Linked DNA regions of Mus musculus: all the other regions are linked to region 1. A link is a loop called in an ENCODE intact Hi-C map of the cell type or tissue named here. Cell type or tissue: heart. All regions are shown on one strand. Each heading gives the region's core, and the rest is flanking DNA. Links, peaks and the distances in the headings are about the cores only.

What was found. Hi-C counts contacts between places; a loop is a spot of excess contacts. Peaks named below come from ENCODE experiments on the same cell type or tissue, not always from the same donor. Only the 100,000 strongest peaks of a DNase experiment are listed, where the experiment ranks them.
Region 2: it touches region 1 in a loop (7-fold over the local background); 24 of 42 quality-filtered maps call a loop at or near these places.
Region 3: it touches region 1 in a loop (2.6-fold over the local background); 8 of 42 quality-filtered maps call a loop at or near these places.

Annotation. Positions count from the first base shown.
Region 1 is chr11:97,403,895-97,411,449 of GRCm38, reverse strand. It overlaps a transcript of Arhgap23 not described here. Among named protein-coding and RNA genes, the nearest start is that of Arhgap23, 42 kb to the left of the region's middle. In heart, for the core only: a CTCF peak has its summit at 3,046 (motif pointing left); DNase peaks (open chromatin) are centred at 3,059, 3,819, 4,699 and 5,229; H3K4me3 peaks cover 1,293 bases; H3K27ac peaks cover 2,197 bases; H3K27me3 peaks cover 322 bases.
Region 2 is chr11:97,465,640-97,473,194 of GRCm38, reverse strand. Arhgap23 (Rho GTPase activating protein 23) reads right to left here. Exons shown (of 19, transcript NM_021493.2): 10 at 7,064-7,185; 11 at 6,608-6,763; 12 at 2,749-2,827. Among named protein-coding and RNA genes, the nearest start is that of Arhgap23, 19 kb to the right of the region's middle. In heart, for the core only: a CTCF peak has its summit at 4,073 (motif pointing right); DNase peaks (open chromatin) are centred at 4,164 and 4,374; H3K27ac peaks cover 1,147 bases.
Region 3 is chr11:97,625,829-97,633,383 of GRCm38, reverse strand. Epop (elongin BC and polycomb repressive complex 2 associated protein) reads left to right here and starts at 3,668. Exons shown (of 1, transcript NM_175332.3): 1 at 3,668-5,997. The coding sequence starts at 4,103. The coding sequence ends at 5,212. In heart, for the core only: a CTCF peak has its summit at 1,262 (motif pointing left); DNase peaks (open chromatin) are centred at 1,263, 3,593 and 4,623; H3K4me3 peaks cover 3,816 bases; H3K27ac peaks cover 1,856 bases; H3K27me3 peaks cover 4,674 bases.

The DNA of each region.
Region 1 (7,555 bases), core at 870-5,869:
GAAGCAGCCCAAGAGTCCCCTAGAGGGAAAGGGGATGAGGGGACCATATGCAGGACAGTACCTGCAGGAACACCAGCCTTTAGGGACAGACAGAAGAGAAACACAGGAAAGTGGCATCACGTGGGTCAGAGAGAATTCTTAGTAAGTTAACTGGGAGCCAATGGAAGTCAAACTGTGCAGACAGGCAGGGCTTCAGGGAGAGGGTGAAGCTGAGCAAGAGAGGTAGTGGGGTGGGGCAGGGAGCAGGGCAGGCAACTTGACAATCCAAGGGCACCTGGGCATGGCATGGCAGGCAGCTGTTTGAGTGGGAAGATGAGATAGCTCAGATGACAGCAGGCCCCTGAGAAGGCATGGGACAGGAATCCTGAGTCAGCCACGGTGGCCCAGGCCTGTGATCTCAGCACTCGGGAAGCTGAGGCAGGAGGATCACAAGTCAGAAGTCATCGTACTCTAGGCAGCAAGTATGAGCATAGCCTGGGCTATATAATGAAACCCTGCCTCAAAAAAATAAAGAAAGAAAGAAAAAGAAAAAGAAAAAGAAAGGAAAAGGAAAAAGAATTTGAGGGGGAGGGGCTGGAGTGATGGCTTGGCAGTTAAAAGTCATCTCCCCTTTTCTGGCCTCTGTGGGATTCAGATACAAATTTGGGGCACATACATATATTCAGGAAAACATTCATCCACCTAAAATAAAAATAAGTAGCCTGGTGTAGTGGTTCATGCCTTAAATCTCAGCACTTAAGAGGCAGAGGCAGCTGAGTCTCCATGAGTCTGAGGCCAGTCTGATCCACAGATGGAGCTCCAGAACAGTCAGGGCTACATAGTGAGACCCTGTCTCAATAAGTAAATAAAGCAATCTTTAGGACATGTACTTTAAGGGTGGCTGGCGAGATGTATCAGCAGCTCTTATAGAGGACCCAAGTTCAGTTCCAAGCACCCACATGGCAGCTTGCACACATCTACAAGTACAGTTCGAGGGGATCTGACGTACTTTTCTGATCCCCACAGGGACCAGGCACATACATATGCGGTGAGTGCACAGACATGCGTGCAGACAAAACACCCATATGCATGTAATAAACATACCTTTAAAACAATGTTGTTGTGGTTTTAAATGTAGGGACAAGCAAAATAGTGCAGCGGGTTAAGACACTTGCCACCAAAGCTAATGCCTGAGTTTAATACACAGATTATTATGGCGAAATCAAGAGCAAACTGGTCTTTTGACTTCCACATGTACATAGAAGGAGGTATATGCATGCATGTGCTCACAAATATACACACACACAATCATCAGTAAATGTTTTGTTAAGAAAGCAACAACAGGGCTGGTGAGATGGCTCAGTGGGTTAGAGCACCCGACTGCTCTTCCGAAGGTCCAGAGTTCAAATCCCAGCAACCACATGGTGGCTCACAACCATCCGTAACGAGATCTGACTCCCTCTTCTGGTGTATCTGAAGACAGCTACAGTGTACTTACATATGGTGAATAAATAAATCTTTAAAAAAAAAAAAAAAAAAAAGAAAGCAACAACATTGGAAGACTGGAGAGATGGCTCAGTGGTTAAGAGCACTGGCTGCTCTTCCAGAGGTCCTGAGTTCAATTCCCAGCAACCACATGGTGGCTCACAACCATCTGTAACTCCAGCTCCTAGGGACTGAAGGATCTCTTCTGGTCTCCGCTGGCACTAGACACGCACATGGTGCACAGACACACATGCAGGCAAAACACCCATTCACATACAATATAATCAAAAAAGATTAAACCAAGCATTCAAAAGCACAGGCCTGGGAGAGAGACTGTGGGCACACAGGAGGAGACTGAGCAGATGGGAGAAAAGCAGCTCAGAGCTGCACAGGGACCAGGAGGACACAGAACTCGCCACAGGGCTGACTCCTGGTGTTGGGCCTGGGCCTGTGTTGGCAAGGAATTTACAGTGTCACAGGATGTCACAGGAGCCCTGAGATGAGATGCCCCGTCGGTCCCTCTCATCAGGCAGTTGTCTAGTTCTGAGGCCTAGTTACATTCTCTGCACTTCCACCTTATCCTTTAACATGCATCAGTAAGGCCTTCTCCATCCTCTGGCTATGCAAGAGAGGGAGGGGAGGCTCTCATTCAGTGACAGACTTGAGACACCCTGGAGCTGTAAGAAAAACACCACACTCGGGTGCAATTTCACTTCCATCAAAACCATCCTAGATTTCTCGTCCAATCCCAGAACTTGGGATGCAGAAGGTGTTGGATCTCTGTGAGTTCTGAGCCATCCTGGTCTATATCGCTTGTTCTGGGTCAGCCTGGTCGACATAGCTCATTCCAGGCCCATCCTGCAGAACACCCTGTTTGAGTCAAACAGTGCAGATTTCAGATTGATTCCCGATAGGTTGAGGGCTTCAAATTGGTCCCCCCCCACCCCAGCCATCGAAGACAGGGCCTTATAACCCCTTATAACCCCAGGAAAGGGTCAGAGGTCAAAAGCTGAACTACAAGTGCACAGTATGTAACTTAGTTGGTAGAAGAGCGTTCCCCTAGGACACATCAAACCCTGTGTCCCATCTGTGGAAGCTGGGCATGGTAGTGCATAGCTATAACCCCAGCTCTGGGGAAGTAGAGAGAAGGGGATTTGAAGTTCAAGGTCATCCATCCCCAGCTGCATACAGAGTTCTAGGCCAGCCTGGGGTACACCACACCTTATTTTATGTGGTTTCTGCTGAATTTGTATTGCTTTTACACTATGGTGAAGTCAAAACCATGAAAACTGAGTTGGGTGTGGTGGCATATACCTTTAATCCCACACACAGAAGGCTGCAGTAGGAGGTGGTTGTCAATTAGTTTAAAGCTAGTCTGGTCAACACTTCAAGTACCAGGTCAGCCTTGGCTACATAACAAGACTTTGTCTCAAAAAAAAAAAAATTAAGAAGCTGTCTCTCAAGCTACCATATGTTGGGAACTGTCTGTAAAATGGACGGGTGGATTAAAGGGCCAAAGGGCCATGAACTTGGCCTCTGCAGCGGCCCTTCCAATATAAGAAAACGAGGGCCCCCTGGTGGAGAAAGAAAGGAAGGCAGGGCTAGATAGGAAAGCTGGTTTTAGCACCCCGGGCTTTCAGCTCCTAGATCCTCTGAGGTCTCTCAAAGGAAACACTGCCCCACCTTTCCCTCCCCACACACAGTTTTACATCTCCAAAGCACGTGGACTGAATGTGATGGAAGGGCGGGGCAGTTTGGTTAAACAGCAGATGCAATCCCTTAAGGAACCCTTATTTTAGGGAGGGTAATGGACCCACAAAGGATGTTTTGGGATGGTGCTGAAATAGTGGGGCAATCTCTGTCCTGAGCAAAACAAGAGTGAAGCTGGACACTTAGAAAAGAAGGAAGTGGCCTTGGGGGCAACCCTGGACCCTTGAAGGCCTTTGATAAAAGGCAGAGGGAGGAGTGAAGGGGTGGGACACAGGCCTGGGCAAACCCACATACCCACTCAGCAGACCACAACCTTTTGTTCATCTGGTTGGTGGTTTTGTTTTGTTTCTTTAGACAGTCTCACTATGTACCCTTGGCTGGCCTGGAACTTGCTATATAGACTAGGGGGTGACCTTGAACTGACAGAGAACAGCCTGCTTTTGCCTCCTGAGTGCTGGGATTAAAGGTGAAGGACATCGCAAAGTATTTTTAAAGGGGTCAGTGGGGATATCATTCATTCAAAAGGATGCCAGCCCCCGGGATCCCTGCCACCTGTCCCTGTGGCAGAAATCCCAAGGTAAACACACCTTGGGAAGGAAGCCTAAAGACCTCTGGCTAGGTTCGGGCCAAAGGCATTAGGGACTTGCCAAACAGCTGGGGTCCTTAGCCCAGCAACCCTGGATAGCAGGCTTGGAACAGGAGACTGCAGTTTCCCTGGGTTGACAGTAGTCACATGAAACCTGCCCAAGTGTCACAGCAGGAAGAGATCACCTGCTCCATCAGAACTGTCTGCCTGCTAGGAAAACCTATGAGGTGGCACAGAGAGATGAGGTCTGGGGTGGGGACTCAGTTGGATCCTAATTGTATGTCATCAGCCATCAGTAGGGTCCTAACTGGGCCATGGACTAAGTGGCTGAGCACAATGTTAAACAACAGCTCCCAGAGGTCATGGTACCTGCTAGCAGGGCTTTGCAACACCAAGATGGAAGGGAGAGGAACTGGACTGTGTCTAGTGCGGAGGATGGTCTTTTTGATCTAATTTTACTTAACCCCATGAGAGCACTGTAAAATGGATATAATTAGGTCCACTGTGGATGAGGAAACAGGCTCAGAGAGGCTAAGTAATCTAAGAGGTTCTCCCAGCTCCGATTCAGGACTCAAGCAAAGTCTGACCTTGCTCTCCATTGTGGGGGCTGAGGGGCCAGACCCTTTCTGTACTAGGGATCCTGAAGTCCTATATGAGACCCAGACTCGGCTTTCCCCCCTAACATCTCCCCCCGACACACACACATATAGGAGGAGTCTGTTCCACTCTCAGGCTGCCCTCCTTTCAGGGAAGGAAAGGAGTAGAGGGGAGGGGGGCAGAGAGACAAGGAAAACGGAAAGAGAGGGAGGGAAGGAGAGAGGAGGAAAGGGGTGGGTGGCTCCTAACTCCCCCCACCTCCGCCCCTGGACAGTCTGGAAATCCCCAGCAGCTGCCCCTATATCTCCTTTGTCTGGCCCTGAGCCAGCCCTGGGTGGCAAGAGGGGAGTCCACTGGGGAGGAAAGGGGGCGGGGCTGGCCACAAGATTGGGGGAACCTGGCAAATCCAGCCCCTGGGAGAGATTCCAGACAGGCTCCCCTTTAGGAAACCCTACATGCCAGAATCCACACATACCAAGCAGACACACCAGGGAGACTCTTGCACTATAAAAGGATTCTCTGATTTACAAGGGGGCTCAGCACATGGGAAACTTAAAATAGGAGCTGCTGCTGCTGCAGCTCTGGTTTCGGAAACACCCCTTAGGAACCACCACGCTTCCGGGCAGCTTTGAACACCAGCCATTGGCAGAGAGGCTGGCAGGGCACTGGGTGTAGAGTACCCCAAGGTCTTAGACATATCAGGCTGGCACCTCCACTCCGAACCAGGAATCACCGCACACTGCGCCCATCACAAGAGTGTGCTTACATTTGGAAGGCTCCAGGCTGAGTAGCCTTGCTCTTCAACAGAGGCTATCCCTCTCTATTGCTGGCAGCTCTCACAGTGGCCTGGAGACAAACATCCCAGGACTGCCAGCAGCGCTCTGTGGAGCCAGGTCAGGAGTCCCATGGGCCTGAAGCCAGGTTCATACATACACTCCTGTAACACCAGCACTAGGGAATGCAGCCCAGGCTCCATGGTGACACCAAAAAGAAGGATGAGTAGAAGAAAGAAAATTCAGCCTCCTGTCCCACTCCCGGGGGCACGGTGGTGGGCATGGTGAGGAAGAGCATGAAGATGCTGGAGCAAATAGGTCATCTGGAGGCATACTTGGGTGGGGCTGTGAAAGACAGGAAATAGTAGTAGCCCTAGCTTTTCCCCCTTAAGAAAAACATGAAATTCATAATGTAACATAAAACTGATTTTATACTGAAGAACTCAGTGGCCTTTAGTGGCTCCCCTTCCCGTGCGTCCATCAGTACACAGCAAGACGAGGGGCTGTGTCCCCTTCCCCCTACCAGGCCTGGTGCTTTGGGAGCTGCCACTGGCCATTTAAATTAAGGCCAAGATGCCAAACAGGCCTAGAGACGGGAGCAACCCATGACCCCGCCCCAAACCTCACAGCCCAGCCCAGGAAAGAAAACCAGAGCACAGCATGCCACCCAACCTCCCGGAATTTAGGGTCATCCATCTGCTGACTCTTCACTATCACAGGTAGCCCATGCCTGAACCCCCTCTGCAACAGTGTGGGGAACCAGAGCTCACTAGGAGGGGAGAGACCTAAAGAGTCCAAGACCCCACAGCAAGCAGCTGAAAGGAGCCCAGAGCAGGGACAAGACGGTTACATGGACAGGTTCAGCATTTCCCGGCTCATCTAATGACAGAAAAGCCAACTCTGCCACTCCAAACCCCACCCAAGGACCCTATAGAGTCAGCATTGCTGGGGGCATAGCGGACACTCCACCCTCACCCTTCGCTGCCCCTCTTAGAGCTAGGGCTCTGGGCCAGAATCGGAGCCTCCTACTCACTGGCCTGACTGGTCAGACTCGGGGTGGGGTGGGGGTGGGTGGATACGCAGAGCTCCTTGAAGAGTGACAGCTCAAGCAAGGGGCCCTTCCCTGGTCACTAAGCCTAGCCCACACCCCAGTCCCGTGCCCGGAACCTGGGTAAGAGGCAAGCAGCCGCCCACCTGGCCAAGGCTGCCGTGCTGCCTTTGGGGCTCATGTGGCGAGCCTTCTAGCCCACCCCATCTTCTCACTGTCATGAAATGGTGGCAGCAGTTGCTGCAGCTGCTGTAACTGGGAGAAGAGGCAGACAGGCTGGGAGAAGTCCCTTGACACGTAGGGGGAAGGGCCGCTGTATCTTGAAGTCCCACTGGAGGGTGGGGACCTGGGGAACAACGGAGTTCTATGGCCAGCCCTCCAATCTGTAGAGCCCGTGCCCCTCAGCCCTAGGTTTAGCGAGCAAGGTCTAGGGGCTTCCCTTCCCAACTGGAGATGGGGGCTTCTAAATGTAGGGAGGGGTGCAGAGTGCACCCTCTGCGCTTGCTTCCCTGGTTATCAGCGATGGGGGAGTGCCCCGAGAGCGCGCCGTGTGCCTGTGTGCACCAGCTCGGTGTGGTTCGGCCCCATCCCTCTTCTCCAGCTCAGCCCCGCCCCGAGCTCCCGCGCCCGCACCCCTCCCTCGTGGTCCGGCCCTCGCTCCCGCCTCGCCCACCCTCGCCGGGTCACCCGCGCCCGCTGCCCTGGTTTTCAGACACGCGCCGGTATCCGACATCCGCTGACCTGCTCCATGCTGTGACCGCTATGCCGTCCTCCGCGTGCCGGCCCCAAGGGGCGCAGGGGGCGGCGGTCCCTCCATGCACTCTGGCCGGGCAGCTGCACCCGGCGACCGCGAGCCACGCCAGGAGCGCCTGGACTCCCCCGCCCCAGCCCTCCCGCCCCGGGCTCCGCCCCGCCGCAGACTCCGCCCCTCCGCGGGCTCCGCCGTCTCCCCCAGTCCGGGTGGGGGCTGCGTTCCACGAGCTCACACTTCGTACCCGAAGGCACCCGCTACCAGCTGCGCGGAGTCTCACTGAGACACACACACACACACACACACACACACACACACACACACACATATATATATACACACACAGTGCATCCCGGGGCCTAACATATCCAGGGGTTTCTCCTGCCTCCACATCCCGAGCTGCCTGTCCTGGGGTCTCTTCAATGGGGAGAAGATTCTGCTAGTCAGGAAAGGAGTTTGACCAAGGGAACCAAGATGTTTGGTGGCAGAGCTGACCCGATGGCCCAAATGGCAATGGGCCACTTAAAGAGATTGAGAGCCTGCAGACATACCCACGGACTACTGAACACAGGCAGGCACTGTGGCCCTCCACGGGGCGATGGCAGTGAGAACAGGCAGCTGGCAGA
Region 2 (7,555 bases), core at 1,139-6,138, 61 kb before region 1:
ACCTGTAACCCCAACACCCAGAAGGCTGAGGCAGGAGGATTGTTTCAAGTATGAGGTTAGCCTGGGCAGTATAGCAAGACCTTGTCTAAGAGAAAAATAAAAAGTCAGGGGTGGGGCTATAGAAATAACTGCAAAGACCAGCAAAGCTCAATGTATATCATATACAAAAAATTGTTCCCACAAATCAAGAGCACACAAGATGACCCAATAAAAATATAGGTGCATACTATGAATGACAGAGGAAATGGGCAGAGCTGTAGAGAGAATTCTTGTGTATTATAGGGATGCATCACCTGTCAATTAACCTATGTCCTATAGGAAAGGGTAGAGTAGAAGGTGGGACATCCGGGAGGCAGAAAGACTTCTTGGATAGAGCGAGGTTGGGAAATTTGCCCATGGTACCTAAGCACTGGTAACCAGCCACGTGGCAGAATGTAGATTCAAGTAACTGGCCTATACTAAGTTATGATCCAGTCAGAGAAGGGCTGAGCTATATGGCTAGAGTATTTGTAAAGATATTTTGAGTCTGAGCCTTATTTCTGGGAGCATGGGGCTGGGAGGGAGAACCCCGGCCTGACTTCTACATAGAGCCAGAAAACTAACAAAAAGCCTCACCTTCCCTTGAAAGGAGGGCAAGGCACTGAAACAACCACGAGACCATCCCCCTCCTGATGATCAAGGCTCCAAGCACTAATAACTAAGCCAGGGCTGCCGTCCAGCGGCAGTGTGCATATCCAGAATGCGCAAGGCCCTGTACTTGATGCCCAGACTGCAGAAAAGAAGAAAATTACAAACAAGGTGTGGCGATGCCTGCCTGGAATTCCAGATACTCAGGGACAGATAGGAGACCGTCAGACGTTCAAAGCCAGCCTGAGTAACTTAGTGTCTCAAATGAAGCAATAGGGGGCTGGAGAGACGGCTCAGTGGTTAACAGCCATCTGTTGACCTTGGACCCAGGTTCAATTCCCATGGCTGACAACCATCTGTAACTCCAGTTCCAGGGGATCCAATACCCTATTCTAACCTCCTTAGGCACTAAGCATAGACATACATGACTGCAGAACACTTCCACAAGCAAAATGAAATAAGTAAACCAAAAGAAAAAAGTAAGCAAAATAAGGCAGCTGATGAGCTGGCTCGGCAGATAGAGCATCCGCTACCAAGCCTGAGGACCAGAGTTCAATCCCCGAGACCAACAGGTTGGAAGACAAGAACCTCCACAAATAGCACATGCACCCCTGCCCCACCCCCACCCCCACCAAATAAATAAAACGTAATAAATAAAAATAAGCCAGGCCATGGTGATGCACACTTTTAATCCTTGCACTCGGCGGGGGGAGTGGGGAGGGAGATGATCTATGAGTTGGAGGCCAGTCTGTCTACAGAGTGAGCTCCAGAACAGCCAGGGCCACACAGAGAAACCTTGTCTCAGGGGGTGGGGGTGGGTGGGGAGATATATATAATTGAAAAGGTGACAGAGACATACTTGCACACTTGCTTGTGTGAATATGAATTCGGCCTCCTCCTTGTGAAAGCCACACCAGCCCTTATAGGAGACTGACCTACCGCTCCACACCTAAGCCTCCAGCACAGGTCCAGGCTTGTAAGGGCAGATTCAAGGAGGGGCACCGCCCAGTTTTAGCCCATCTAAATTCCCATCAGTAGAGAAGCCATCTGGAAAGCATGGCTTTTTCTGACTGTATTTCTCTCAGCAGGGAAGCTGCGACCTGCTCATACTGGCTGTGCAGACACAATGGAGATCTCTCTCCTGTCTGTGTTGGGAATACCATGCCAGTGGCTTGAAGTACGTCACAGTGAGAGTATTCACACCACAGAAACTGGAAAATGTAACACCCTGGGACTTTTTTCTCCCGCAGGGCCAGTTGTCAACATTCATCAGCGCATCACTAAGCTCCAACCGTCACTCCGCCCTGGGTTGGTCTGGGTGTCTCACCCATAGCCTCACAGTGGGAAGGTCAGGAAAGAAACACAACAGGTTGACAGAACTGCTTTGTCTGTGCATGATTTTTGTTCTGTGTTGAATTTTGAGACAGGGTTTCTCTGTGTAGCCCTGGCTATCCTGAAACTCTCTGTGTAGACCAGGCTGGCCTCGAACTCACAGAGATCCGTCTGCCTCTGCCTTCCGAGTACTGAGGCTAAAGGTATAGCTACTATACACTACTTGTAATTTCGATTTTGAAACAGACTTTTGTTTTATAGCTCTCTACGTAGCCCAGGCTGGCCTCAAAAACATCATCCTCCTGCCGCAGCCTCTTGAGTGCTGGGATTGGAGGCATGCGCTGCTACACTTGCTCAAACTGATAATAATGGGCTTGAGACGGGTTTCTGTGGAAGTCTGAGGTGGAATGTGGCTGTGCCGCACACAGTCTGGGTGACCTTAGCAAGTCACTTTACCCCTCTGAGTCCGTGTCTCGGCCCACGAAGGAGTTTGATAACAGTCCCTGCTCAGGGACTGTTACAGGGGGCAGTGCTAGGCTACAGAGACTGTTCGGAGCATGGTCATGACCTCAGCAAGGGAGGATGGAGTCAGGACTGATGGACAGATGGGCAGGCTTGGTATTTCACATACACAAATATCTTTGGTGTTTTAAATATAATAAAAATTACTTATAAAATAAATACTTGTAAAATTAAAACCAACAACCCAAATAGAGAGAGTGTGTGTGGCCAGGAATGGTGGGGAAGGGAGTGGATAGGATGCCCCTCCCAACGCCACCCACTACTCACCATCAGTGAAAAGAGGCTCCGGCAGCTTGCGGAAGAAAGCCTTGAGCAGGCTGCTGATGACATTGAGGTCCTGCCAGCGCTAAGGAGGAACGAAGACGTCAGGACACAGACAGGATCCCAGGGGCCCACATTCCCATGTCCATACACGCTCTAGGACCAGCCAGGCCACCAAGTCCCCAGGCCTCCATGCCTGTCAGAACACATACTTGACTACAGACAGCTCAGTGGGCTCAATACTGCCCCCACAAGAAGCAAGAGGGCCCAAGGGTGGGGAACAGACATCAGTACAGCTACCCCACATAAGTATGCCTGGACATCTCCAGTGTATCTGTAAGTACCAGGCCCAGCACCTCCTCCTGACTCTCCCCAGCTAGGAGTGATCCTCTGAGCAGCCACATCACACAAAGCCCAAGGGTCCACAGCACAGGGCTTGCGTGCCAACTCCTTCCTGTCCCAGGCCCTGTGCACATGCTGTCCCCTAGTGGAACTCTCTAGCCCTGCCCTGCACAGGAACGCCTCCTCACCCTGCCTCACTGCCAAAGTCCAAGCGGCCACCCATGAATCCCACCACGGCGTCATCTGTATCACACTCTGACATTCTTCCCGACGCTTCTTCATTATCTCCCAGGAGACTGCCTTCTGAGGGGCCGGGATCCAAATGAGCTAAGTGTGGGGTGATTTTTGTCCCCCAAGGGTCTCCCATTTTCATGTGTGTGTATACATGTGAGCATGAGGATCGGAGTGTACATGCTCGGCCTGATCATTCTCTACCATTCCTCCACCTTATTCAATATGGCAGGGTGTCTCCATCAAACCCAGAGCACACCACGGTGGCTACTCTCCTTAGCCAGTTTGCTCTGGGGATCCTGTCCCCACCTTCTGAAGACAGGAACTACAGGTGAGCTACCATACCCATTCGGCATGACCATGGGTCCTGGGACCTGCTCAGTGAACCCTCTCTCTGCCCTTCTTTATTATCAGGGCGTTTGGGACCTGTGCATGTGGGGAGGTCGGAGGACATAGTCTCAGAGTCAGTCCCCTCTTTCCTCCGTGGGTGCTGAGTTAGTGTCAGCTCACCATCAGGTTTGCTTGGCAAACACTTTTACCTGCTCGGAGTCTCCAGGCGGGCTATTTTGGCTTTCCCATCTGGGCTGAGGGAGCACCACATACGTGGGAGGATATGGCCAGGGATGGCGCTAAATTTCCTCCACTACACTACCACACGCACACCTCAATGCATGATTAATTTGCCTCAAATGGTCACTGAGCTAGGGAAGAGAATCTGCTCTAATAATTACGGGAAGAGACAGTTCACTCTGTCCACCAGGGGGCACCAACACCCTACATGCCGTAGCTAGGTGCTAGGCTTATGCTCTAGTTCTGAGTTCCTGTCTCAGAACTGCCCAGAGAGCAAGGAAACAAGTCAGCAGAGACACAGGTGTAGGAGACACAGACTCATCACAAAGAGCCTCAGCTCTGTGCCAGAGTGCCCAACATCACCCTCTCCATGGGCGCATACACAGTACTCACGTCCCACAGTTCACCAAAGCACTGATTAAAACATCTGTGCGAGTGATACCCGCTACTAAGCTGCAGCCAGCACACTGAGCCTGGTCAGGCCAGCCACCCCTCCAACTCTGGCCTCTCTTCTTCCTGGCTAAGGCGAGCTGATGTGTTTCACTGAATGCTGACCCGGTCGGAGGCGGTTCCTACAGGTCCCTCTCAGTTCCTCCCTGAGGGCTGAGCACCTCTCCTCTCCCTCTGAGCACGGCCTCTGTCTGGTCTTCTCTGATAGGGTCTGCTCCCACACCAGCTTCCTAAGAGCTCTGTCTTTCTGCCCTTCCAAGCTGGTCTCAGTCTGCCTTTTCCCTTGGTCCCAGGCTGTCACATGACCTCACTTAGTCAGGGCCTGAGGATACTGTCAACCCACATAGGTGATGTGCCATCATCCCAAATGCAGTAGGGCCACAATCTGACTCATCTCCTTCAGCTTCTCCTCAAGCCAACCTGTTCCTCACACAGATACCAGTCCTCCCTCTGGTCTCTCTGCCTGTCCTTCCTCCCTCTCCCGGCCTCCACTTACCCAGGGCCCTCTGTTATCCTGACCATTAGTGACCCCAGCATCTCTGGGCTTCTTTCCTCCCCCTCTGCTCCCGGGCTTGCACTCTCAGTTCTCCACAAAACCTCAGCATCGCTCTCGCTCACACCCTACCCTCGGCAGTGCTCCCCCCAGATCTGCCAAAAGTTCCTCACAGTCCTCTGGTTCAAGGTCAAAAGCTTTAGAAACCCATCACTCCCCCTGGGTCTTACATCCCCACCCCCAAACACAAAAAGTGTATCCACCTTTTTCCAACCCTCAAACCCTTCCACGAGTCTCAAACAACGCTGTCATTCCCTGCCAACTCTCCCACCTGCTCTCCTATACCCTCAGGAACTCTGGAGGCTGCCTCTGCTCCATCCCTCAGCAATCCCTCCCTCCTCTTATACACAAGTGCTTAATGGCAGGTCCTGGGGTCTGTGGTGCTTCACTAGCCAGATTCGTGGCTTTCCCCTGTAAAGCCCTTTGCATTAGAGCCCCTTTGGTCAAATAAAATCTTAACACAAAAATCCAAGGTGGGGCTGGCGAGATGGCTCAGCAGTTAAGAGCACTGACTGCTCTTCCGAAGGTCCTGAGTTCAAATCCCAGCAACCACATGGTGGCTCACAACCATCCGTAATGAGATCTGACACCTTCTTCTGGTGTGTCTGAAGACAGCTACAGTGTACTAATGAATAATAATAAATAAATCTTAAAAAAAAATCCAAGGTGGGCTAGTGAGAGAGGCGCTCAGGTAAAGGTGCTTGTGCCAAGCCCAAAGCCGAGTTTGCTCCCGGGACGCACATGATGGAAAGAAAGAACCAACTTCCACACGTGCACCACAGCATACACAAAGTCTGTGTGGAGCCCCCAGCAAATAAACGAATAGATGTGAAAAGTTCAGAGCAGAGCAGGGTGGCCCTCCATCCAGCAAAGGAAGGGGTCTTGACTTGAGTGTGGCCTCTTCAAAGCCCCTCTGGGAACCTAAGACTCCAGGAATCATTTGAAAACTGCCAGGCATACTACCCACTCTTTGGTGCAGTGTGTCAGCAGCTACAGTCTGCTCTCAGCTTCAGCCTCTCTTTCCAGGCTACACACTGGTGGCCGGCCACCTTGAAAGCAAGGCGCACCCTCTTCCACCAGGCCAGGGATCTTTGAACCTCAGCGGCCCATGGAATGCAGCCCATTTTGCCTGGTGCTAAAGGACTGTAGAAAGGAGAGAGGGTGGGCAGGATGAGGATGCAGAGGAGAGCGGGGGAGGCAGGAAGAGCAGCAGGAGGCCTAAAAAAATGCTCACTAGCTGGCTCTCTTGGAAGTTCAATTCCCAGCAAGTGTTCAGCCCTCTCTCTGCCCGTATTTGTATTTGATTTTAGCTGAGAGAACTGGGCCGTCCTAAGTGCTCATGCAAAACTGTCACCTAGCCAGGGAGGACAGCTGCCTTGCCACTGCACATATCTATAATCCCAGCTCTTGGAAGGCAGAGGCCTGGGCTACATAGAGGACCCTCTCAAACAAAACAAAACAAAACAAAACAAAACAAAACAAAACAAAACAAAACAAAACAAAACAAAACAAAACAGCTGCCTCTGTCTCAGTACCCAGCAGGCCAGGGCTCCATTTCTTTTTGGGCCATCCTTGGGGAGGTGCCCACTGGGCCTGCTGACTGGGCAGGCAGGCTTTCTCCTGCCACCTGGACACTCTGGCCCAGTGACAAGCAGAGTAGAACATGGTGAGTACAACCAGGCAGTTCCTGGACTCCACCAGCAGCCGAGCCACACCCACCTCATCCTGCAGGTTGATGTCACTTGGCCCACGGTTGAGCTGCTCCTGCAGGCTAGACACCACTGCGTTGTTGCCAGGTACCCGGTAAATGCCAGTTGATTCCAGCCCCCGGGCCTCCACAATACGGCAGCAGGCAGCAACGATCAGGGGGACACGCTAGGAGCACAGACATGGGAGAGGGATTAGGGAGATGGCTGGGGTAGGAGGCTAAGTGGTAGAGAATTAAGACCAGAGCTGCTACCAGGACACCCGAGGAGATGAAGTCTTTACGGCCTCCATCTAAGGGTCAGAACTAATATGAGCCACCGACTCAGAAGGTGCAAACCAGGGCGGACCTCAGTTCGGCAGCCACCTGGCTGTGTACATGAGGAACGGGCAGCCGCTACATCCTCACAGCTCTGGTCCCCTACCCAGGTCTCCTAGGTGCTGCCTGCTTCGAGCACTGTGGGGACCCACCTGGTTCTCGGTGGCAGGCTGGCACTCCTCCAACCGGATTCCAAATGCCCTCGGGGCGGCCTTCTTGTTCTTCTTGATAATATTGATGCCCCAGGGGGTTTTGGGAGCTGCAACACTGTCTTCTGGGATGAACAATGGCAAAGAGAGCTGGGGTCAGCTGAAGGAGGTCAGAAGGGTCCCACACATTCAATGCCACACCCACACACTAGGACACAGGGACTTCATCAAATAACTAGGGAGACTGAAAGGTGAGAGAAGGCTTAGGGGGCAAGGTGACTGGCCCCCAGGAAGGAGACCATGGCTCCATGAGGGTAGTTGGTGGCCTCAAGGACCAATCTGTGAGATGAGAGCACATTTTGGCATGACCAAAGGAAATGCTTTCTTTCGGCTATTTAAAAAAAAAAAAGATTTTAAAGTTTAAACAAAAATATGTGTGTGTGTGTGTGTGTGTGTGTGTGTGTGTGTGTGTGTGTGTGTACTGGGGGATGCATA
Region 3 (7,555 bases), core at 1,139-6,138, 220 kb before region 1:
ACACCCTATCTCAAAACCAAGGTGTAACATATAACTACATAAAAATAAGCAAAATTGGGGGCTGGTGAGATGGCTCAGCAGGTAAGAGCACCCGACTGCTCTTCCAAAGGTCCTGAGTTCAAATCCCAGCAACCACATGGTGGCTAACAACCATCCATAATGAGATCTGACTCCCTCTTCTGGAGTGTCTGAAGACAGCTACAGTGTACTTACATATAATAAATACATAAATTTAAAAAAAATAAGCAGAATTTTCACTGGGCAGTGGTGACACACGCCTTTGATCCCAGCACTTGGAAGGCAGAGGCAGGCAGATTTCTGAGTTCTAGGCCAGCCTGGTCTACAAGTGAGTTCCAGGACAGCCAGTGCTACACAGAGAAACCCTGTCTCGAAAAAAAACAAAACAAAACAAAACAAAAAAAGCAAAAATTTCAAAAAGCGGAAGGCTCCTGGGGAACAACAGTGGAGGCTGACCTCTGATTTTGACAATGTGCGTACACAGTCATGTGCCTTTGAATATACAGGAACATTCCATACGTTCACACAAAAATAAATTTAAAAACAAAGTATATGTGGTGGTAGACACTTATAATCCCAGCTACTTTGAAGGTTCAGGGCAGGAGGATCTGGAGTTTGTAGCTAGCACAGGCTACCAATTGTCACGGAACTGAACAAACCAAGAAACAGTGTCTGTGCTAGAAGAGCAGATCTGGGCAATAAGTAGCAGAATTCTTACAGATTAGTAAACACGAAATGCTGAGAAGTGGGGCTGGAGAGATGGCTCAGCGGTTAAGAGCACTGACTGCTCTTCCAGAGGTCCTGAGTTCAATTCCCAGCAACCTCATGGTGGTTCACAACCATCCGTAATGAGATCCAATGCCCTCTTCTGGTGTGTCTGAAGACAGCTACAGTGTGCTCATATACATAAAATAAATAAATCTTAAAAAAAATAATGCTGGGAAGTTCGGCCTGGAAGGCTAGGACAGTTCAAGGAAAAAGTTTACCCTGGGAGATCCTGGGAGGCCCCTCCCTTCAAAATCCCTGAACATGCTCCCTTCTCCCTTGGTTAAGAACTAGATGGGCTTCGAAGGAGAACTGTCTTCTGGGCTAGCCACCTCCCCCCCCCCCCAAGGGCCTTTCCTATTTCTTTTGTCCTTCCCTCTGGAGTGGCGTCAAACAGTTCCTCGCACCCAGCTTGTGTCTGTAGGGGAAGCAGCCACCCATCCTGTGGTAGGCGGAGGATGGGGGCGAGTGCCCTCTACTGTTCACTGTGGGAAGTGCAGCAGTTGGGTCGGCCCACGTGAGGGGATTGGTGCTGGGAAACTTCGCGTTCAGCCCTGCTGTTGATATTGTGAGAAAAGCACAGTTGTCCCATTTTCTGAAAGGGACGTTGAGACACAGCGTATCTGGGCAATCATAGCCGCCCCCACCAAGTCTTCTGAAAAAGATGGTACCTTGACGTCGGGTCATTTCAACTGTGGCATATACCCATTCCCCACAGTGTTTTTAACTGCTTCCATGTATTCCGGGAAGGGAAGGTGGAGGGAATTTCTCCTCCAGGGGAGAACTCTTTAACCGTGTTGACCCCTTCATTAAAACCCTTATCTCAGGGTTGGGGAGCTGGCAGCTTTGGAGTGGGAGAAGGGAGAAGCCTGGGAGCTGCATTGTTATATAATTTTCCCTGATTTATTCACACAGAGATCCACACCGTGCTGGGTGCAGGGCTGCAAATTCGAGAGACACCAGAAAACGGGGAAGAGAAAGGAGCCTCCCAGGCCAAGCTCCTGCAGTGGGCCAAGGCTGATCTCAGACATCTGTCACAGAACCTAGAGAAGAGCATGGAGTTAGATGTCTCTCTCTCTAAGCCAAAAACATCCTGCTAAGGCTTCCAACCCCCTCCCTAGTGCAGATCACCCACCTTCTATAATGTCTTCCAGATAGAGAGAGAGAGATTAAAGTAGGGTGAGGGCTCTATGGGCAAAGGAGCCTGGAGGTTAGATCCAGTTCAAACATGTGACCTGGCAGGACCCCAGAGGGACCCACCCACTTCATGACAGCTGTTCCTTAGAGGAAACCTGGGGTAGGGGAAGTGGGAGATCAGAATATTGAACCCTCTTCATCAGTAAGTCCCACTTTGAAGCTTTACCTTGGGTCTCTGCCAAGGAAAGGGTGTGTGTGTGGGGGGGGGGGGGGCCCATCCTCCCATCCCTTTCTTCTCAGGTCTTGTTTGATGTTATTTAGAAAAACAGTGTGTCTATTGTCACCGCTGGGAGGATGAGGATGCAAGCTGCATCATTTGTCCTGGTACAGAAAAAGCGATTGTACATGTTAAGTGTAGCACTCGGGAGGGTGAAGCCAGACGCTGGAGTTCCAGGCCACATGGTGGGTGAGACCCTATCAGCGAGGGAGGGAGAGCTTTCTTTTGCCCTGGCTCAGAAGAAAAATCTGTATCCCTCAGTCTCATCCTACCCCTAGTCCAAGCCAACATATAAATCTCGTGTACTTCTGCAGATGAAAAGCAGCTGTTTCTAACCTGATTTTAGGATGACGATGAATAGCCCAAAGACTCACAAATGTTTATTGTGCCGTTTGGGCAGTAGGGATATAGCAGTGATCAAGACTGGATGCTCTACTGGCCGCTGGGCTCGACTGTGCAGCCAGGGCACCAGCTCTTTCTAGACTCCGAGGAGAGGTCAGCACTAAGGAACAAGCCAGTTTCACAAATGAGCAGGCTGTGTAGGAACTAGAGGGGAAGAGATGTGAGAGATGTGTACATTATCAGAGCATGTTCTGGAAATTATTCACTTTTTGTTTGTGGATGGAGAGTAAGGTTTTTGGTCTTTTCCACCCATTCAGGTCGCTCAGGATCCAGATGGTCGAGTCCTGGGATCTGGAGGCTCCCAACGGTGCCAGCGCGTTGGAATTCCGTTAAGATGTGGGGCACTTCCATACTTCACCAAGAAAAGGAAACAAGTACGGAGAGAAAGTCAGCTTATTGTCTTCCGTGGGTGTGTCGAAGCTCCCCTTTCTCCAAATTTATTTTTTTCTTTTATGAATCTTGCACATATATAGCGAATTCCTAATCATTCACTCTACAAGCGTTTTTGTTTGCTTTTGAGTTCCCGAGTGCCAGGCCCCTGTTCTACCGGCCCTGAGCAAAGACCACAGGACACTCTTAGCAAGCGACTCCTTGCTACACCAAGCTCTTAAGCCACCGACGCTCGGCTTCATCTTTTTCCTCTACGTTGGTTTTGAGTTTGTCTCTCTGAATTCACGGAGCACCATTTTCTTCCAAAGGGCTGAAACAAACTTTCCCATTTTACAGATGCGGAAAAACCGCGACTTCTACTGGGTAAACAAGTGACTGGACCTGCGACCAGCTAAAACGATCCCAGGCCATCAACAGGCCACCAGGAGCCGTGCGTCTGGCCCCTCGCACTTCCACCCGCGCGCGCCTAGATCCACGCGTCCCTGCTCTCCGCCCTCCAGCCCAGCAGCTCCGGGTCCACGTGTGTGTGTCTGTGTGCGGAATGGGGACGGGGGCCGTGCCGCCAGAGGGGTGGGGTCTACGTGACGTCAGAGCAGCAGCGCCCAATCAGAGGCGGGCTCGCAGCCGCGGCGCTGGTATTGGGGCAGCGAGGGGGCAGTTCTCTATAACGCGGTCTCCGGAGCCAGCGGGGAAGAAAGAAGCTGAGAGGGCGGAAGGCGCCCTCCCCGCCGCTGGGCCCGGGCACCGGGCGCCGGGCCGGGGTCCTTCCCGCCGGCGGCGAGCGCCGGCTGCTTTGTTTGCCCCCGCCTCGGCGTTGAGGGGTGATCGTGCCGGGCATTGCGCCGGGAACGCGGCGGCAGGAAGCGCGACCGATCGCACCGGGGACGCGCGGGGACCCAGGAGTCCGGCCGCGGCGAGGGCCGCGTGACGATACCGAGGAGAGAGCCGGAGCGCCGCCGCGGGCTCTTGGTGGTGGGCCCCGGACGCCCGTGAGCACAGACCTCCCCGTCGACGGGGGGCGATGTTCCCCTGGCCCGCAGGCTCTTCGGGCCGCCGGGGTATCCCGCCGTTGGGACCAGGGCCCCCGCAGTGGGCGACCCCCAAGGCTGCTCCATGGAGACTCTGTGTCCTCCTCCCCGCCTGGCAGTGCCCGCTTCCCCGCGGGGGTCTCCCTGCTCGCCTACGCCCCTGAAGCCGCGTCGGGGGACCCCAGAGTTCTCCCCACTGTGCCTGCGTGCCCTCGCCTTCTGCGCCCTTGCCAAACCCCGGCCGTCCTCCCTGGGCCTGGGGCCTGGAGAGCTGGCGCCGCGGACCCCGGTGCTGCTGGGCCCCCCGGCCTCGCCATGCACAGGAGGCTGGGCCGCGGACGGCCTGAAGCACCTCGGGGGACAGGCCGGGCGGCCGAGCGACGTGAGCTCCCCGGCCCGCGAGGATGCAGACGTCGCGGTGTGCCCAGGCGGTGGAGAGGAGGAAGAGGGCGGAGGCGGCTTCCCGCACTTCGGCGCTGGTTCCTGCGCACCTCCGGGCCGCTGCCCTGCTCCCCTGCGTCCTCAGGACTCTCCGACCAACCCCGCCTGGTCCCCGCCCAGGCCAGCCCGGGGTCTTGATGCAGCTAGCAGTCCGCCCCTTGAGCCCGGCTCCCCGCCTCCGTCGCCACCTGCGGGCCTCTCCCCGGAGCCTGCGCCTTCCGAGCAGCCTGTGCCGGCCTCCGAGGCTCCAGGGGGTGGAGACCCTGCGCCGACCGCGCCTGAGGCACCCGCGCTCAGCCCCTCGACGGCAGACGCAGCACCGGACCCGCCCCGCGATCTCCGCCAGGAACATTTCAACCGCCTGATCCGCCGCTCGAAACTTTGGTGTTACGCGAAGGGGTTCGCCCTGGACACTCCAAGTTTGCGCCGAGGGCCCGAACGGCCCGCGGCCAAAGCCCGTGGAGCAGCCAAGAAACGACGGCGGCCAGCGCCGCCCCCGCCCAGTGTGCAGCCACGGCGGCCCGTCCCGACGCTTCCTACATCGAGCACCTTCAGCCTCCTTGACTGCTTCCCCTGTCCCCCAGCTCTGGTGGTGGAAGAGAACGGAGACCTAGGGCCGGCTTCCTCGCTTCGCCTCCAGGGAGACGCCAAGCCGCCGCCTGCCCACCCGCTGTGGAAGTGGCAGATGGGAGGACCCGCTGTCCCTGAGCCCCCGGGTCTCAAATCCTGGTGGGTCAACTTGGAAGAACTATGAGCGTCGGACCTCTTCTACCCGGGGGCAAGTTGGGTTCCCCGGACAGACTGAGGGCTCCAGGAGGGAGCATCGATTCTGAAATTTGGCTGATCTTTGCTTTGCATTTTATGGGCTGTGGCCCGCGGGACCTCAAATGACAGTGATCTTCAAGCACCCGAGAGGTCCGGCTGATGCTCTTTCTACTCATCTTTGTGGAAGATCCAAGGACTGGCGTCCGGGAAAGCCTGCAGAAAGCTTAGTGACCATCTCCGTCCTCCCTGCGGGCGGGCAGAGCCTTCACCGCAGGGGAGCACAGCGGCTAAGGCCCGAAGACCAAAAGAAAGGGACAGAGGGACGGACCTTGGTGATGGACAAACCGGTTGTTTCCATGTTTGAATGAGGGTCAGTTTAGCGGTGTGGGGGCTGTGGTTGGGGTTTGAAGGTGATTGACAGCTCCCTGGGGGCATCCCCCACCCCCCACTGCCCAGACCTTTAACCCTTTACACCTCCCTCTTTTCTCTCCGTAGTCCTCCCCCTCCCCAAGTTCAGGTGATTTTCCCTTGTCAAGATCTTCAGTCCCAGCCAGCAGACTTTACCCTTTTGTCCAGTTTTGGAGTTTCCCTTTGCCGGAAGGTTGGATGAAGGAAAGAGACCTCCAGCCTCAGCGTTCTCCTCACATTCTGAGAGGAAAGGAGGAAGAGGGCCATGCTGTGTGGCCCAAGGCTGGCTTTGCCCGGGGAAGGAGCCAAAAACTCCCGGGGAAAATGATGGAAGATGGAATAAATCAATAAAATCAGACCAAACAAGTCTTTCGAGGTCCTTGCCTCCGATTTATGAATGGGATGGGGGCGGGTGGGTAGGTAGAAGGCTAATTTGAAAGCATACTAAAGACACCCAACACGGGTGGGTACAAAACAGACTGGAGGAAGGCAAGTGAAAGCGGTCTCTGGGGCGTGGAGGGAACCTGTGCTGGGCGAGCTACCTTAAACCTTTCTTGGCCTCAGGCATTTAGGGAGTTGACAGGGATCTGATGGATCAGAAGGGGGCAGGGCCTGGGGGATTAGGTTTGGGGTCAGAGGTTCTGTTTTCCGGACTGAGAGGAGCTAGGCCTGGACCACGCCCCAGTCAGGACTGACTCCTTTAGTCAGAAGGGTGGAGTGGCTTTCTCTACACCGAGTGATCAGGTTCAGGGTAGGTGAGTTATGCTGCGAGCACGTGCTTTTGAGAGCTGCCGGCTACTGAGGGCTCTAATGGCCCTTGTGTCTACCTGATGCAAGTGTTCCCACGTGACACTGGGAAGGACGTGTGTTTGTGTGTTTCTCTCTCTTTTTTTTTTTTGGTGACCATGCTTTGTAAAAATGTTTATCGTTTGCACAGAGTAAATTCTTGGGGAGAAACTCTTGGACCTCAAAAGTCTTTTCAGAGCTCTCCCCTTTCCCCGGGGTGGGGGGCGAAGAGGGAAGGGATGGGGTGGGTGGGCGCTTTGGCTCTTTTTTCCTTAACATCTGGCCTTTATGAACCCGGTTGACCTACCCTCCCCCCTCCAGCTGTGTCCTGGGGAGGGGGAAGGAGGAGGGGAAGAGTGCTATCCATTCCGATGGGGCAAAGGTATCCGTCATCTCCCTCCCACCCTAGCCCTTGCGTCACCCCCAGCCCCCACCCCCGCAGGAGGGAAACGGGAGATTTTGGGGAGTGGGGAGAAAACCCCGGAAAAAAAATCAATTACAAGGGAGAAGTTGAGAAAGGCAGACGCCACGCTCATGGTAATTTCCCTGCTTTGGTAGAGTGGTGTCTTTTGGATGGGATTTGTGTCTTTTAGCCTGTCTGGAGCTGCCGGGTAGAAAGATTCAGCTCTGGGCAGAGTGCCTTCTCTGAGCAACTGGAAGGAATGGGGTCGCTCGGCTCCTCTCTCCCCACTGGAAGGGTTTAGCCTCCACCTAACACCTTTTGGTCAGACCTAGAACTACCCTCTGGGCAAGGTTTAATTAATTTCAAGACTTTCAGAGCTCCAAGCTCTGAGAAACTTCAAAGCTCTAGAAACTTCTAGCCATGTTACCTAGTAGGGGGCAGAATTTGGTTTTAGATCTACCACAGCAAATCAGCACGGGGTGATGGTTTTGAAACAGAGTTTTTTATTTTATTTTATTTTATTTTTTTCCTCCATTCACACTGGAACAGGCCAGGACCAAATGACAGGAGTGGACCCTGCTGCTCTGAGGCTCTAGGGGAGAGTCCCTTAGTGCTTTCCAGCTTCCAATGGCCCGAGGTGGTCCCTACCTCAAGTTCTGGAGGCCTCTCGGTATAAGGATCTTTGTGTTAGACTTTAGAATTCATCCATACTCTATTTAGTTGGTTGTGATTCCA